2 separate regions of the Homo sapiens genome follow, and region 1 is linked to region 2. A link is a contact called in ENCODE Hi-C or POLR2A ChIA-PET data. All regions are on one chromosome and are shown on one strand. Each heading gives the region's core, a stretch centred on a gene start or an enhancer-like site at or near the end of the contact. The rest is flanking DNA. Distances are from core to core; before and after follow the strand shown. Region 1 overlaps KAT6B (lysine acetyltransferase 6B). Region 2 has its middle 90 kb from the start of KAT6B.

The links. Hi-C counts contacts between places; a loop is a spot of excess contacts on that map. ChIA-PET counts read pairs that join two places held with the same protein, here RNA polymerase II (POLR2A). Pooled maps may share reads with other maps.
Region 1: a loop to region 2 is called in a pooled map, with 4 times the contacts of the local background. The contact joins two enhancer-like sites. A Hi-C loop is called at or near these places in 2 of 37 single-sample maps with no recorded cell type and 6 of 50 pooled maps. POLR2A ChIA-PET finds 5 or more read pairs at or near these places in 5 of 52 experiments (GM12878, HepG2, OCI-LY7 and 2 more).

Annotation. Positions count from the first base shown.
Region 1 is chr10:74,883,084-74,890,699 of GRCh38, reverse strand. The region is part of intron 3 of KAT6B (lysine acetyltransferase 6B); the gene reads right to left. Among named protein-coding and RNA genes, the nearest start is that of KAT6B, 60 kb to the right of the region's middle. Within about 2 kb of position 1,544, at least 2 of the 41 ENCODE cell types and tissues checked have a DNase peak (open chromatin) inside an H3K27ac peak, as active enhancers do.
Region 2 is chr10:74,732,925-74,740,537 of GRCh38, reverse strand. No RefSeq gene overlaps it. Among named protein-coding and RNA genes, the nearest start is that of KAT6B, 90 kb to the left of the region's middle. RefSeq lists an enhancer at 1,128-1,217. Within about 2 kb of position 1,462, at least 6 of the 41 ENCODE cell types and tissues checked have a DNase peak (open chromatin) inside an H3K27ac peak, as active enhancers do.

The DNA.
Region 1 (7,616 bases), core at 295-2,794, 150 kb before region 2:
CTTGGCATTCTCAGCTCTTCATGGTCCGGCCCTAGCCTACCTTTTTCTATTTTACTTCCTACTGCTTCCCTTTAATAGACGTGTACTCCGAGAAAACTGTACTACTCAGCTCCTCACATTCTCCTGTGTGTATTTTTGTTTGTTTGTTTGTTTGTTTTGAGACGGAGTCTTGCTCTGTCACTCAGGCTGGAGTGCAGTGGCCCGGCTAATTTTTTATATTATTAGTACGGACGGGATTTTGCATTGTTGGCCAGGCTGGTCTCAAACTCCTAGCCTCAAGCAATCTGCCTGCCTCAGCCTCCCAAAGTAATGGGATTACAAGTGTGAGCCACCACACCCGGCCTCCTGTGTGCATTTGTAAATGGTGGGCTCACCTCCCTTTTCTTCTGAATATCTCCTTAAAAATTACATGTCCAGGCCAGATCACTTGAGGTCAGGAGTTCAAGACTAGCCTGGGCAACATGGCGAAACCCCATCTCTACTAAAAATACAAAATGAGCCAGGCAGCTGGCATGTGCCTGTAGTCCCAGCTACTGGGGAGGCTGAGGCAGGAGAATCACTTGAACTCAGGAGGCAGAGGTTGTGGTGAGCCAAGACTACACCACTGCACTCCAGCCTGGGTGACAGAGTGAGACTCTGTCTTAAAAAAAAAAAAAAAATTACATGTCCAAATTCTCCCTTTCCTACAGTGACCAGCTCAAATGGCATCTTGGCCAAGTGTCCTCTCCTTCCTCTGCCTCCCACAGTCCTGGCAATGAGCTATACTCCATACACCTTATCCCTTCTTGAAGAGTCATCTTTGGTCAAAAAGTCACTACTAAACTGTGAGTTCATCTTCACAACACAGCTTTTACTTATGGGGAGACACTCACACTATGCCCTGTTTACACAGGATCCAAGCAGAGCCTGCCTCCAACCTATGGCAGGTCATCTCCTGCCTGCCTTGTGTAAATTCCTCAGATTTAAAAGCCCATTTATTCCTTTGGCTCTTTCCCACTAGGGCTTAGCTCTCTCCCAAAACAATGAATTTTCCTTTCAATGACATTGGATAAGGCTCCTTGATTTGATCTATTTTCTGCCTCCCATCCACTGAGCCTTGCTCCAGGGTATGCCCAGTCCAGTATAAAAAGCCTGGCACCACCTTGTGGGGAGAGAATTTCAACCTCTTTACACAGATGCAAAGGTCCCCATGAGGCAACTGGCCCTGAATTCTGGAGTTCGGCTCCTCCCTTCTCTTGGACCTCAGTTCTCAATTCTCTCCCACTGAATCTTCACAGCTACTTAACTTCTTAATGAAGCTGAACGCTCTATCAACCATCCAGGCCTTAAAGTTCTCAAAGCTGAATATCAAGCATAATCACCCAAGTAGAGAAATGGATCAGACATCAGAGACATCCAGGCAACCTTATCTTGTCTAAAATTATATCTTGTCTAAAAAATATAAATATGTATTTTTAAAATTTTTCGTTACACAATAATGGAATATAATTTCACTGTAAAAAAAATTTGACAACATAGATGACACAGACAAAGTCTCCACTGACACTTCCTCAATCTCGTCCCATGTCTGTCTTAGAGTCCTTTATCCACGTATTTACATATCATCCTTCATCAAATCTAAGATCTTATCACTTGTAATGTGCACTATGCTTCACCAAGAGTTTAAATTAGTAAACTATGTCACCAATTGTTAGATACGCTGATTTCAGAAATGTTAAAAAATCTGAAAAGCATGTTTTAGAATTTACAAATACATATAAATTTTGAGGTTTACAAATATAAATGTAATAATTTTATATTTTTTCTCACTAAAAACGTATCTGAGAGAGCCTCCCACATCAGCTGCATAAAGATCTATACCACACTCTTACACACTTTTTAGGTATCGCATTCTATATGCTGGCTGTACCACTGTACATTTAATCATTCCAATATTTCACCATTCCAGTGCTGGAATGAGCATGTGTTCAGGTGTATTTCACTAGACACAAAATTACCAAATTAAAAGTATGTGATTTTATTTTCAAAGATACAGCCAAACTACCTTCTCCAAAAAGGTCTGAACAATTTATATGCTCAGAATATGAAAGTACACCCATTTTTTCTCATTGCCGCCAAAGAATATTATTCTCTTTAATTTCTGCCAATCTGATGGGATAAAATCATATCTAGTTGCTTTAATGTGTAATTCACTAATTATTAATGAAGTTAAGCATCTCTTTGTATTTATTGGCCATTTGTTCCCTTTCTGTCAATGCCTTTTTATATCTTTTGCCCATTTATTCTAGTGTTTTCTTATTAATATGCAGAAGCTTCTTTATATACTCTGTATTTATCCTTTGTGTATTGCACATGGTCTATTTTCTCCTAGTCTGTTATTTGTTTTTTAATTATATTTGTGATTTTGTCTTTGGTGATACAGACATTACAATCTTTTAATGGTCAAATTTATTCATCACTTCCCAGCTATACCCAAGATTACTTACATGTACGTAATACTTTCTTCTAACAAGAAACCCATTCTTTGCAAACTCCACTGGGTTCTGGCCTGGCAGTGCTTGAAGGGATATGAGATACACTCCTACAACCCACACATTGGAGAATTTCCATACAGCTATCCTGACCCCACCTCTGAAAGAGGCAGGTGTCAGTCAGTGCTCTGCCAGCCTGTGGGCACTATTTCAGGAAGGACCAGCCAGTTCTCTTTTTTTTTCCAGACAGGATCTCACTCTGTCAACCAGGCTGGGCTGCAGTGGCACAATCATAGCTTACTGCAGTCTCAATCTCCCCAAAGTGCCTCAGCCCAAAGCACTGGAATTATAGGCGCATGCCCCACACCAAACTACCTTTTTTTTTTTTGAGGTGGGGTCTTGCTATGTTGCCCAGGCTGGTCTCAAACTCCTAGGCTCAAGCAATCCTCCTGGCTTAGCCTCCCAAAGTCTTGAGATTATGGGCAGGAGCCACTGCACTTGGCACTAGTTTCCTTTCTTAACATCAAAGCCAGAAGCCTAACCCATTCCAGGCTAAATGTGCCAGCCTGGTCAGCCTGACATCATGGCTCAAAACCAGAGACCAGGCTGGGCATGGTGGCTCACACTTGTAATCTCAGCACTTTGGGAGGCTGAGGCAGGTGGATCACCTGAGGTCAGGAGTTCAGGACCAGCCTGGCCAACATGGTAAAACCCCATCTCTACTAAAAATACAAAAATTAGCTGGGCATGGTGGCATGTGCCTGTAATCTCAGCTACTCAGGAGGCTGAGGCAGAATTGCTTGAACCCAGGAGGCAGAGGTTGCAGTGAGCCAAGATTGCGCCACTACACTCCAGCCTGAGCAACAGAGCAAGACTCCATCTCAAAAACAAAAAACAGAGACGAAAGCCCTGCCACACAGAGAGGCAAGCATCCCACTATCCATGGCTCAGTCCCTGGGCCAGGAGTGTCTGGACACCCTATGGAAAGACTGTCACCCCACCCCTCTCTCCTGTAGTCTCAGATGTAACATACTGCCTGCAGAACTGCATCCCTGACCTGGTAGAAACCAACCCCAGGGCATTGGGTAACTCTGATGACTAGATCCTGGTCTGACATGCCCAAATGCCAAGGTGTAGTCCCTGCGAGACAGTCCCCTGTCCCCAGAGAGACGGTGGAGAAAGGCTGGCTCTTCTCCCTTCACACCTGCACTATGAGATCAGGTCTTTGATTCCTCTGCATTCTGCTCCCCACTGCTGACATGGTCTCCCTTACAAGATATGCCATAACCTACTGCCCAGCCTGTCCAAACCTCACGTATCAGGCCCTCAGGACTCACCCAACTACCAGAAAGAGGGCCCAGGACAGTTAGGTTCCGAGTTCCCTGACTCCAAGCAGGGTGAAGTGAGCTCTGGTTCCTGGGTCAGTGTAATACACTGGGTTATGGATGGGTCAGAGGTTGGTGGGAACACATACCTTCCCTCTCTGCGATACATGAATTATTTAGTCAAGAACATAGCACTTAATGGGCAGGTAAGGTGGAAGTACAGAGTAGGAGCAGATGCAGCCTATGTTTCTGTGGCTTGTCCTTTGCCCCTGGGTTTCCACCTAAGAGCATCAGCCAACTATAACACCAAGCTCAGGTGGGGTCCTCCCAGATGTGGGGCACGGGGGAGCGGAGAGGAAGCTGAATCTTTGCTGTGGCTTTTAAATACTCTGGCTTATCTACTCATCACTATACTTACGTTTAAAGGAATATTTATATACATTAGATACTCCTGGTTGGTGAGTCAAACTCGGCATTTTCAAGAATTCCTCCTCACCTGGGATGCAGGTGGGGGTGAAGAAGGCTCTGTGTCCAGGTGTCCCTGCCTCCAGCTTCCCAATCTTTGGAAAGTCCATCTCCCAGAACTGTGATGGCCTGAGAGGCCTGCTCCAACACACATGAAACTCAGCAGAACATCGCAGGGCATACCTGGGAAAATTCCAATCCCACCTCAACCTTCTCTCAGACAAAATTAATCTTGCCTGTCAGAGCCAAATGTAACCTAATGTTCCCCTGATGTAAACAGCTCCCCCTTCTCCTGTTACAGCCCCAACCATCGTGCTTGCACAAACTGAAATCCTACTGTTTACAGCCTGATGATAACCCAGTTGGCATTCTGTGCTCTAAGCTACTCCCTTAGAAAGAGCTTCCCCTGGCCGGGCGCAGTGGCTCACACCTGTAATCCCAGGACATTGGGAGGCCAAGGTGGGAGGATCACAAGGTCAAGAGATCAAGACCATCCTGGCCAACATGGTGAAACCCTGTCTCCACTAAAAATACAAAAAATTAGCTGGATGTGGTGGCGTGCACCTGTAGTCCCAGCTACTCGGGAGGCTGAGGCAGTAGAATCGCTTGAACCTGGGAGGCAGAGGTTGCAGTGAGCTGAGATCGTGCCACTGCACTCCAGCCTGGTGACAGAGCAAGACTCCATCTCAAAAAAAAAAAAAAAAGAACTTCTCCTTGACCTTTCAAGGCCTCCCCAGCAGGACTCAAAATAGGCAGCCTCACCTAAGTCCCACTCACCTCTGAGTCCTCCACAATATTTACTACACTTCTTTATCCTAGATAACATTTTCTAAATATTTGTTCAATTAATTATATTGGAATTATTTCTGGAATTAATTTTTGCCTTCCCAAAGTTCATATCTAGCATATTTAAGTTTGATAAACTTGCATCTTTATTAAAGAAATCTCTCATTGGCCTAATAGCAATATTATCCAATATCAACTTCAGATTTAACCAGCCTCAACTGGTTAAGAGCTTCAGATGGCATTATACTAAATGGAGAGTTTCCTCAGATTCTAAATCTGTGCTGTCCAACACAATAACCACTAATCACATGCGACTATATAAATTTACATTTTCTCCTTTGGGAGGCTGAGGCCTGGAGTCCAGACCAGCTTGGGCAACATAGAGAGACCCCATATCTACAAAATTTTTTTTTTTTAATTAGCCAGGTATGGTGGTACATGCCTGTAATCCCAGCTACTCAGAAGGCTAAGGCAGGAGAATCACTTGAGCCCAGGAGGTCGAGGCTGCAGTGAACTATGATTGCACCACTGCACTCCGGCCTGGGTAACAGAGCAAGACCTTGTCTCTAAATAAATAAATAAATTAATTAATTAATTAATTTACATTTTCAAGAAAATTAAAATTTTAGTTTCTCAGTCTCAGCCACATTTTAAGTGCTCAATAGCCACATGTGGCTGGTGGTTACCAGACCATATTGGATGGTGCAGATAGAGAAAATTTCCATCATCAAAGAAGGTTCTTTAGGATAGCGCTGCTCCAAATGCATTAAAAATCTTGAAAACTGGCTGGGCACTGTAGCTCACGCCTGTAATCCCAGCATTTTGGGAGGCTGAAGATGGCAGATCATTTGAGGTCAGGAATTCGAGACCAGCCTGACCAACATGGTGAAACCTGTCTCTACTAAAAATACAAAAAATCAGCCGGGCATGGTGGCCCGCACCTGTAATCCCAGCTACCTGGGAGGCTGAGGCAGAAGAATCACTTGAAACCAGGAAGCAGGTGTTGCAGTGAGCCCAGATCACGCCACTGCACTCCAGCCTGGGCAACAGAGTGAAACTCCGTCTCCAAAAAAAAAATCTTGAAAACCCAAAGAATCCTTAGCTTACAGCTAGTATCAGATCTTCAAGGTACCATAATTAAATTTAAAAACACACTGCTCCTTTAATTAAAACAACATAAGGAAACACTCTCACTGATAAAGTAGGGCTTTTATAATAATAGATTTGTCTCATCACAATGAAAAATTTAAACACAGCCTAAGTCTCATCTATCTTCGGTTGCCAAAGCTAATAGCCTATGCAGAGGGCAATGCATTCTTAGAGTTGCATGAATCCTTTCTCCTGACAGATAAAATTTCTGGTTAATAGTCACTAAGGAAAGTAATTTTAACATAACCCTTTATGTCCTGGGCTTGACTAGAGCATACAAACAACACCTAGAAAATTTTCAACCCAGGGATTTCAAAAGCTATGCATACAAAACCAAAAACACCTAAGTCTTCTATGAGTTCAGAATTTGATGCTAGGTGGAAGGTGTCTATGAATATGTGAAGTGAGTATATATGTTGGAATAAAGGAACTGTCTAAGTAGGCTGTGTCTTTTTCTCTCCCATCTCCATGAAATGCCAGTGTCTCTTAGCAGATAAAATACAAACCATAAGGGAGTTAGAGAAAAGAAGTCTTCTATTCCTTTTATAGACTCCTAGGAGCACTGAGACTCATTCAACAGCACATAAGTATGAGTCCTGGAAAGCACAGCTTCAGCACCTCAATAGAAAAGTTTTTCCCCTCACAGTGAAGCAATGAGAGGGCTAAGAAGCACATACTTTTTAAAAATCAAAACAGAATTGGATGAGGATGGGCAGAAGGGTAGGCCTGGGGGCAGAGGACCAGGTCATCCAACAGTCTCCAGGTATAAAGTCTCAATTCTATACATTCATAATGTGTATTTGTGATGTTCCCTCTGGGCTGGCCACCACACTGTATAATCATAAAGTGAGCTTTAATTACCCAAGACCATTCACTAGCTCTTATGAAATGTGTTCTACCTGAAGGACTGCTCAAGAGGGTCACAAATGGCTCATAATTTTTTTCTGCTGGATCTTAAAGCCTACAACTTCCTACTAAAGGAAAGGTCAAAGGAAATACATCTGTAAAATACTGCCAGAGGGGAACAGGAGAAGTAGGGGGCAGCCAACAACTGGGACCTCGGTGATGCCAACCTTAACTGTCATTTCACCCTTTCCCCTTCAAACCATCCCATGGTCCTAAAACCTTTATAATCCTTTTATACTTGACACTATTGTCCCAGAAGAGCTGTTTGTCATCCTGAAATCAAACTGTATCTTCTCCTCTGGGAGCATGTACATTCTGTAATAAGACAGGTAATCCTCAGACAGCGGCAAGCAGAACCGTACTAGGCTCTGATACTGACCTTGACTTTACTGAAAAACGTTAAGTGGTAAAAATTTCATCAAGGTAAGGGAAGAACAAAGGAAGAAACTGTTTCCATGTTTTCCCTTCCATTTTACATGTGCATTATTTCAATCCCATAGCCAATTGTTTGTCA
Region 2 (7,613 bases), core at 213-2,712:
GGAAATGGGATAGAATGGAGGTTTACACAACAAGACACCAGATGACAAGACATGACTTTCTTGTTTTGGTCCTGTCCCCTCAAAGGGGACCAGCGGCCTTGTATGTTCACTTCTTGAAAGGACTGACTTTTTTCCCAGGGAGGAAAAGTGTGCCCTCATCTTCCAGCTGTTTGATACTCCTGGCGAGTGCAGGACTGGACTGATGCTGCGAGGCAGGGGATAACGGATTGGCTTTGTACAAGGTAGGTAGAAAACTCCAGTGACAGCAAGCTGAGGGCAAAACACAGCACCATTACTGTTCCCGTCTCACAGAACCTGCAGATAGCCGACACAAATAAGAGCTCCATATCTCCCACTTGTCTTCAGCCTTTGTGTCTTTCTGAATTTCTATAACTATAGCTGAATCTGTCAGGCCAGTTCCATGTCCACGGCAGAGTGCAACATCAGGGCCAACATGTGAGCCCCAAAGTCCTGATTCTGTGATCTAATATAATACCTCCCATCATGTTTTTATTTATATCCCTAAATGTGTCTTCCAATTTTTTTTTTTTCAAGACCAGTTCTCACTCTGTCGCCCAGGCTGGAGTGCAGTGGTGCAATCTTGGCTCACTGCGACCTCTGCCTCTGGGGTTCAACCAATCCTCCTGCCTCAGCCCCCAGAGTAGCTGAGGTTACAGGTGTACACCACCACGCCTGGCTAATTTTTGTATTTTTTGCAGAGACGGGGTTTAGCCATGTTGGCCAGGCTGGTCTTGAACCTCTGGGCTCAAGTGATCTGTCTCCCTCAGCCTTCCAAAGTGCTGGAATTACAGATGTGAGCCACCGTGCCCAGCCCCAACTTTAAAATTTAAGAATCATTCCTCTTACTTATCTGAGAACCTTTTAAGTACATGGGGTCTCTACTTGCAAGCAGCTCATATATTAGTTTTCTATTGCTGTGTAACAGATTGCCACAAACTTAGTAGCTTAAAACAGCACCCATTTATTATCTCACAGTTCTACACGCACAAACGATTTTTATAAATAGAGACAGGTTGCCCAGGCTGGTTTCAAACTCCTGACCTCAAGTTACTCCCCCGCTTTGTCCTCCCAAAATGTGGGGGTTACAGACGTGAGCCACCGCGCCTGGCCTCTCACAGTTCTGTAGTCAGAAGTCTGGTGGGTGGGCTTGGCAAGGTACTGTCCTTAGGGTCTCTAAATGCTGAAATCAAGGTGGCAGCAGGGCTTTGTTACTTCCTGGAGGCTCTGGGAAGGAAACTGCTAACAAGCTTATTCAGGCTGTTGGTCAAATTCAGCTCCTTGTGGTGCTAGGGCTGAGGTCCCGTTTCCTTTCTGTTGGCCTTGAGCCTCTTGAGGTTTCCTGTGCGCCTGGTCACGTTGCCCCTTCACCTTCAAAGCCAGCAAAGGCTCACTAACTCCTTCTCAAGCGTTGAATCTCTCTGACTTCTGCCTTATCTCTCCTGCCTCCTGCAGGAGAAAGTTCTCTGCTTTTAAAGGCTCACATGATTAGACTGGGCTCACTGGATCACCCAGAATAATCTCTGTATTTTAAGAACTGTCACCTTAATTACATCTGCAATGGCCCTTTTGCATGTTACATAATGTACTTACAGGTTGCAGGGATTGGGACATGGATCTTTGTGGGACCATTATGCCTGTCAGAGCTTTTATCTCTTTGTTTTCCATATAGAATATTTTAGGATAATTTTTTTCCCTTTATGTTTTTATTTTATTTTTGAGACAGGATTTCCCTCTGTCACCCATCTGGAGTGCAGTGGTGCAATCACGGCTCACTGCAACCTCTTCCTTATCACGGCTCACTGCAACCTCTTCCTTCCAAGCTCAAGAGACCCTCCCACCTCAGCCTCCCAAGGAGCTAGGACTAATACAGGCACATGCCACCACGCCTGGCTAATTTTTGTATTTTTTGTAGAGATGGGGTCTCCCTATGTTGCCCAGGCTAGTCTTGAATTCCTGGGCTCAAGCAATCCTCCAGCCAAAGTGTTGGGATTACTGGCATGAGCCAACTTGCCTGGCCAATTTTTTCCATTTAAGAGGAAATAGAAGACAGCTCCATCCTTTTGGAAAAAATGAACTGCCAGACACCATCAGGCCCCAAATTCACACAGCCATCATGCATTCAGCCTCTAACCATAAGTCCTTGATTCTGGCCTCAAACTCAGTAAAATTCATTTGTGCATTTAAGACTTGAGGCAGCCAAATTTTGACACACCATTAGGTGGCACTTGATTAGAAAGCTTGCTTCTGTCTGAACTTTCTCAAGGCAGCAATCCGACAAGAGGGCAAGGAAACTCTGAGGTCAAGGGCAGAGTAGGGCTGAGGTTCTTAGTGATTATGGGGAAGTCCTCACAGGCAAAAACTGTCCAAGACTTGAAAGTAATTTGTACATTCAAGTTGACTTTAGAGAACTTAAATATTACTTAGCAACTGTAAATAGACTATTTAAAAGCTTTTACACATGATATTTTAAGAAAGCATGGCATCAGCTGGGCATGGTGGCTCACACCTGTAATCCCAGAACTTTGGGAGGCTGAGGCGGATCGATTGCCCGAGGTCAGGAGATCGAGACCAGCTTGGCCAACATGGTGAACCCCGTCTCTACTAAACATACAAAAAATTAGCTGGGCATGGTGGCAGGTGCGTGTAATCCCAGCTACTAGGGAGGCTGAGGCAGGACAATTGCTTGAACCCGGAAGGCAGAGGTTGCAGTTAGCTGAGATCTCTAGCCTGGGCAACAAGAGCGAAACTCCGTCTCAAAAAAAAAAAAAAAAAAAAAAGCATGGCATCAAAAAAATCACTGTGTGTGTGTGTGTGTGTGTGTGTGTGTGTGTGTGTGTGTGTGTGTATTTTTTTTTTTTTTTTTTTGAGACAGAGTCTTGATCTGTTGCCCAGTCTGGAGGGTACTGGTGCAATCACAGCTCACTGCAGCCTCAACCTCCTGGGCTCAGGTGATCCTCCCACTTCAGCCTCCTGAGTAGCTGGGACTACAGGCGCATGCCACCACATCTGGCTAATTTTTGTATTTTTTGTAGAGACAGTGTTTCACCATGTTGCCTGGGCTGGTCTTGAACTCCTGGGCTCAAGCAATTCACCTGTCTCGGCCTCCCACAGTGCTGTGATTACAGGTGTGAGCCACCATGCCTGGCCACCACATTTGTCCTATGTTTAAAATGAGCAAATATTCAGGCCGGACATGGTGGCTCATGCCTGTAATCCCAGCACTTTGGGAGGCTGAAGCGGGTGGATCATCTGAGGTCAGAAGTTCGAGACCAGCCTGACCAACATGGAGAAACCCCATCTCTACTAAAAATGCAAAAGTAGCCTGGTGTGGTGGCACATGCCTGTAATCCCAGCTACTCAGGAGACTGAGGCAGGAGAATTGCTTGAACCCAGGAGACGGAGGTTGCAGTGAGCCGAGATTGCACCATTTCACTCTAGCCTGGGTGACAGAGTGAGACTCCGTCTCAAAAAAAAAAAAGGCTATTATGGAGATTCATGCACGAGTTTATTTCTGAGTATGCACATATGTTTTTATTTCTTCTGAGCCGATATGGAAAGGTGGAATTTCTGGGTTAGATGGCAACTCCACATTTAGCTTTCTGAGGAACCGCTCAACTGTTTGCCAAAGTGGCTGCACCATTTTACATGATCAACACATACGTAATTTTAAAAATGGCTTCATTAACATGTGATTGACATACAATAAAATGCACATATATTAAGTGTATGATTTGGTAAGTTTTGGCTTATGAATACACTCATAAAACCATCACCACAATCACTTCAAAGTCATCTATCACTCCAAAAATTTTCCTTGTACCCCTCTGAAATTCATTCTTCCCATATCTCATGATACAATTGTGAGACCTGAATTTGAGTATTTGTTGTTACTGTTGTTGTTTTGCATAGGAAAACAATTGTACCAGCACCATTTGGATAGTCCTATGCAAAATGACAACAACAGCAAATACTTAAACTCAGGTCTCACAATCTGTATCATGTCTATCTCATATACAAAAAATTGTCTCCAAATGGACCATCTCTCCCCACTCCATCATTCCATTATTTCCAAGTAATCACTGTTCTTTCTGTCATTATGGTTTAGTATGCATTTTCTAAAGTTTTAAATAAATGCAATCCTATAGTATTTTTTTTGGTCTAGCTGTGTGTTTCCTCTTTGTCTGGCTTTTTCCACTGAGTGTAATTATTTTAAGATTCACCTAAGATGTTGACTGTCTCAATAATCCATTCCTTTTTATTGATGGGTAATATTCCATTGAATGTATATACCACAATTTGCTTACTCATTCCCCTGTTGGTGGACATTTGGGTTGTTTCCAATCTAGGGCTATTCCAAATGAAGCTGCTATGAACGCTCATGCACAAGTCTTTTGCAGACATATATTTCATTTTTCTTGGGTAAATATCTGAGTGGAATGTTTCTGTTACGTGATAGCTATATTAATATTAAGCATTTAAGAAACTTCCAAACTGCTTTTGAAATGGCTGTGCCATTATATATCCTCACCCGCAGTGAATGGGAATTCTAATTCCTTCACATCCTCACCAATACTTCGTACGGCCAGTCTCTTTTTTTTTTTTTTTTTTTTTGAGACGGAGCTTCGCTCTTGTTGCCCAGGCTGGATTGCAATGGCATGATCTCGGCTCACTGCAACCTCTGCCTCCCGGGTTCAAGAGATTCTCCTGCCTCAGCCTCCCAAGTAGCTGGGATTACAGGCGCCTGCCACCATGCTCGACTAATTTTTGTATTTTTAGTAGCAACGGGGTTTCACCATGATGGCCAGGCTATTCTCGAACTCCTGGCCTCAAGTGATCTGCCACCTCAGCCTCCCAAAGTGCTGGGATTACAAGCATGAGCCACTGCACCCAGCCCAGTATTTTTAATTCTATTGATTCTAATAGGTGTGAAGAGGTACCTCTCTGTGGGTTTAATTTGCACTTCATGAGGTCAAGTGTCTTTTCATGTACTTATTTGGTGAAATATGTGTTCAAATCTTTGCCTATTTATAAAATTGGATTTTTTTAAACTTTGGTTTTGAGAGTTTTTTAAAAATATGTATATAACAATACATATGTTATCTATATAAAATATACTTATATATAAAACAAAATATATGTTATATATATAAAAATATACTTATATATAAAACAAAATATATGTTATATATAAAACTATATACATGTATGTGTATATATATGTATATACATATTTTTGAGACAGAGTCTCTCTCTGTTGCCCAGGCTGTAGTGTAGTGGTGCGATCTCAGCTCACTGCAAACTCCACCTCCCAGGTTCAAGCAATTCTCCTGCCTAAGCCTCCTGAGTAGCTGGGATTACCGGCGTGCCACTATGCCGGCTAATTTTTTGTATTTTTAGAAGAGACAGGGTCTCACCATGTTGGCCAGGCTGGTCTTGAACTCCTGACCTCAAGTGACCTACCCACCTTGGCCTCCCAAAGTGCTGGGTGTTATACATTATTGATAGAAGTCTTTTATCAAATATGAGCTTTGCAAAAATATTCTCCTATTCTGTGGCTTACCTTTTCATATTCTTAATAGTTTCTTTTGAATAGCAGAGATTTTCAATTTTTATGAAGTCCAAAATATCAATTTGTCCTTTTTAGGATTGTGTTTTGGTATCATATCTAAATTTTTTTTTGCCTAATGGACGACCAAAATTTTCTCCAGTTTTTGTTTCTGTAGTTTTTTAGTTTTAGATTTTTAACAATCAATTGCCACATAATTAAAATTTCAGAAACCCATAGATTTATGATCAATTGTTTTTTTTCAACCAGGGTGCCAAGAAATAGCCTTTTCAACAAATAATGATGAAAAATTGGATATTCACATATGAAAGGAATGTGGACCTCTAACTCACACCATACACAAAAACTAACTCAAAATTACTTATAGATCTAAATTTAAGAGCTAAAACTATAAAACACGTAGAAGAAAATGCAGAATATTTGTGACTTTGGGCTAGGCAATGGTTTCTTAGATATAACAAAAGCACAAATAACAAAAGAAAAAAAAATCTATAGCTAAGTTAGAAACTTTTGTGCTACAGATGATACCATCAAAAAACTGAAAAGACAACTTACAGAATTGGAGAAAACATCTGCAGATCATATGAAGGAATTGCATCTAGAACATACAAAAATACAATTCAACAATTAAAAGACAAAAAAACCCCAATTTAAAAATGAGCAAAGGATTTGAAAGTACATCTGAAGAAGTTATATAAATGGTGAATAACACATGAAATGATGCTCAACACCATTAGTCATTAGGGAAATGCAAATCATAACCACAATGAATTACCACTTCGTATCCACTATGATGGCTATAATAATTTTTAAAACACAGAAAATTACAAGTGTTCGTTAATGAGGATGTGGAGAAACTGGAAACCTTGTACATTGCTGGGAATGTAAAATGGTGCAGTCACCGTGGAAAACCATTTGGTGGTTCCTCAAAAAGTTAAACATAAAATTACAAGACGACTCTTCAACTCTACTCCTAGACATATAATCAAAAGAATTGAAAACAGAGACTCAAGCAGATATTTGTATGCTAATGGTCATTGTAGCACTGTTCACAATAGCCAAACAGTGGAAACAACCCAGTGTCCATCAACTGATAAACAAAATGTACTGCACACATACAGTGGAATAGTATTCAGCCACAAAAAAGGAATGACATTCTGATACATGCTACATCATGGGTGAATCTTGAAAACATTATACTAAGTGAAATAAGCTAGACAAATATTGTATTATTCCACTTATAATATTTATAATAGGCAAATTTATAGCAACAGAAAGTAAATAATAGGTTACCAGGGGTTGGGAGTGAGGAGAGATGGGTAGTTAACAGGTGCAGAGTTTCTGTTTGGGGTGCTGGAAAAGTCTTGGAAATAGAAATAGTGGGGATGATTGCAAAACATTGTGAATGTAATTAGTGCCACTAAATTGTGCTCTTAAAATGGTTAAAATGACGGTCGGGCGTGGTGGCTCGTGCCTGTAATCCCAGCACTTTGGGAGGCCAAGGCGGGCAAATCACGAGGTCAGGAGATCGAGACCATCCTGACTAACACGGTGAAACCCCGTCTCTACTAAAAATACAAAAATTTAGCTGGGCAGCTGAGGCAGGAGAATGGCGTGAACCCGGGAGGCGGAGCTTGCAGTAAGCCGAGATCGCTCCACTGCACTCCAGCCTGGACAACAGAGCGAGACTCCGTCTCAAAAAAAAAAGGGGGGGGGCGTTAAAATGACATATTTTATGTTACATTTATTTTACCACAATAAGCAAACAGACAAATGCATAATGAGATACCATTTCATGTTCACTAGCATGGCTATAATAAAAAAAGACAGGCAATAATGAGTGTTGGCAAGGATATGGAGAAATTGAAACCTTAGTGAACTTCTGGTGGGAATGTAGCCTTTTGTAGCTGTTTTGAAAAACAGTTTTGCAGTTTCTTAAAAAGTTAAACATATCATTTTCATACAATCCAGCAATTCCACTCCTACTTATCAACCCAAGAGAAATGAAAACATATGCTCACACAAA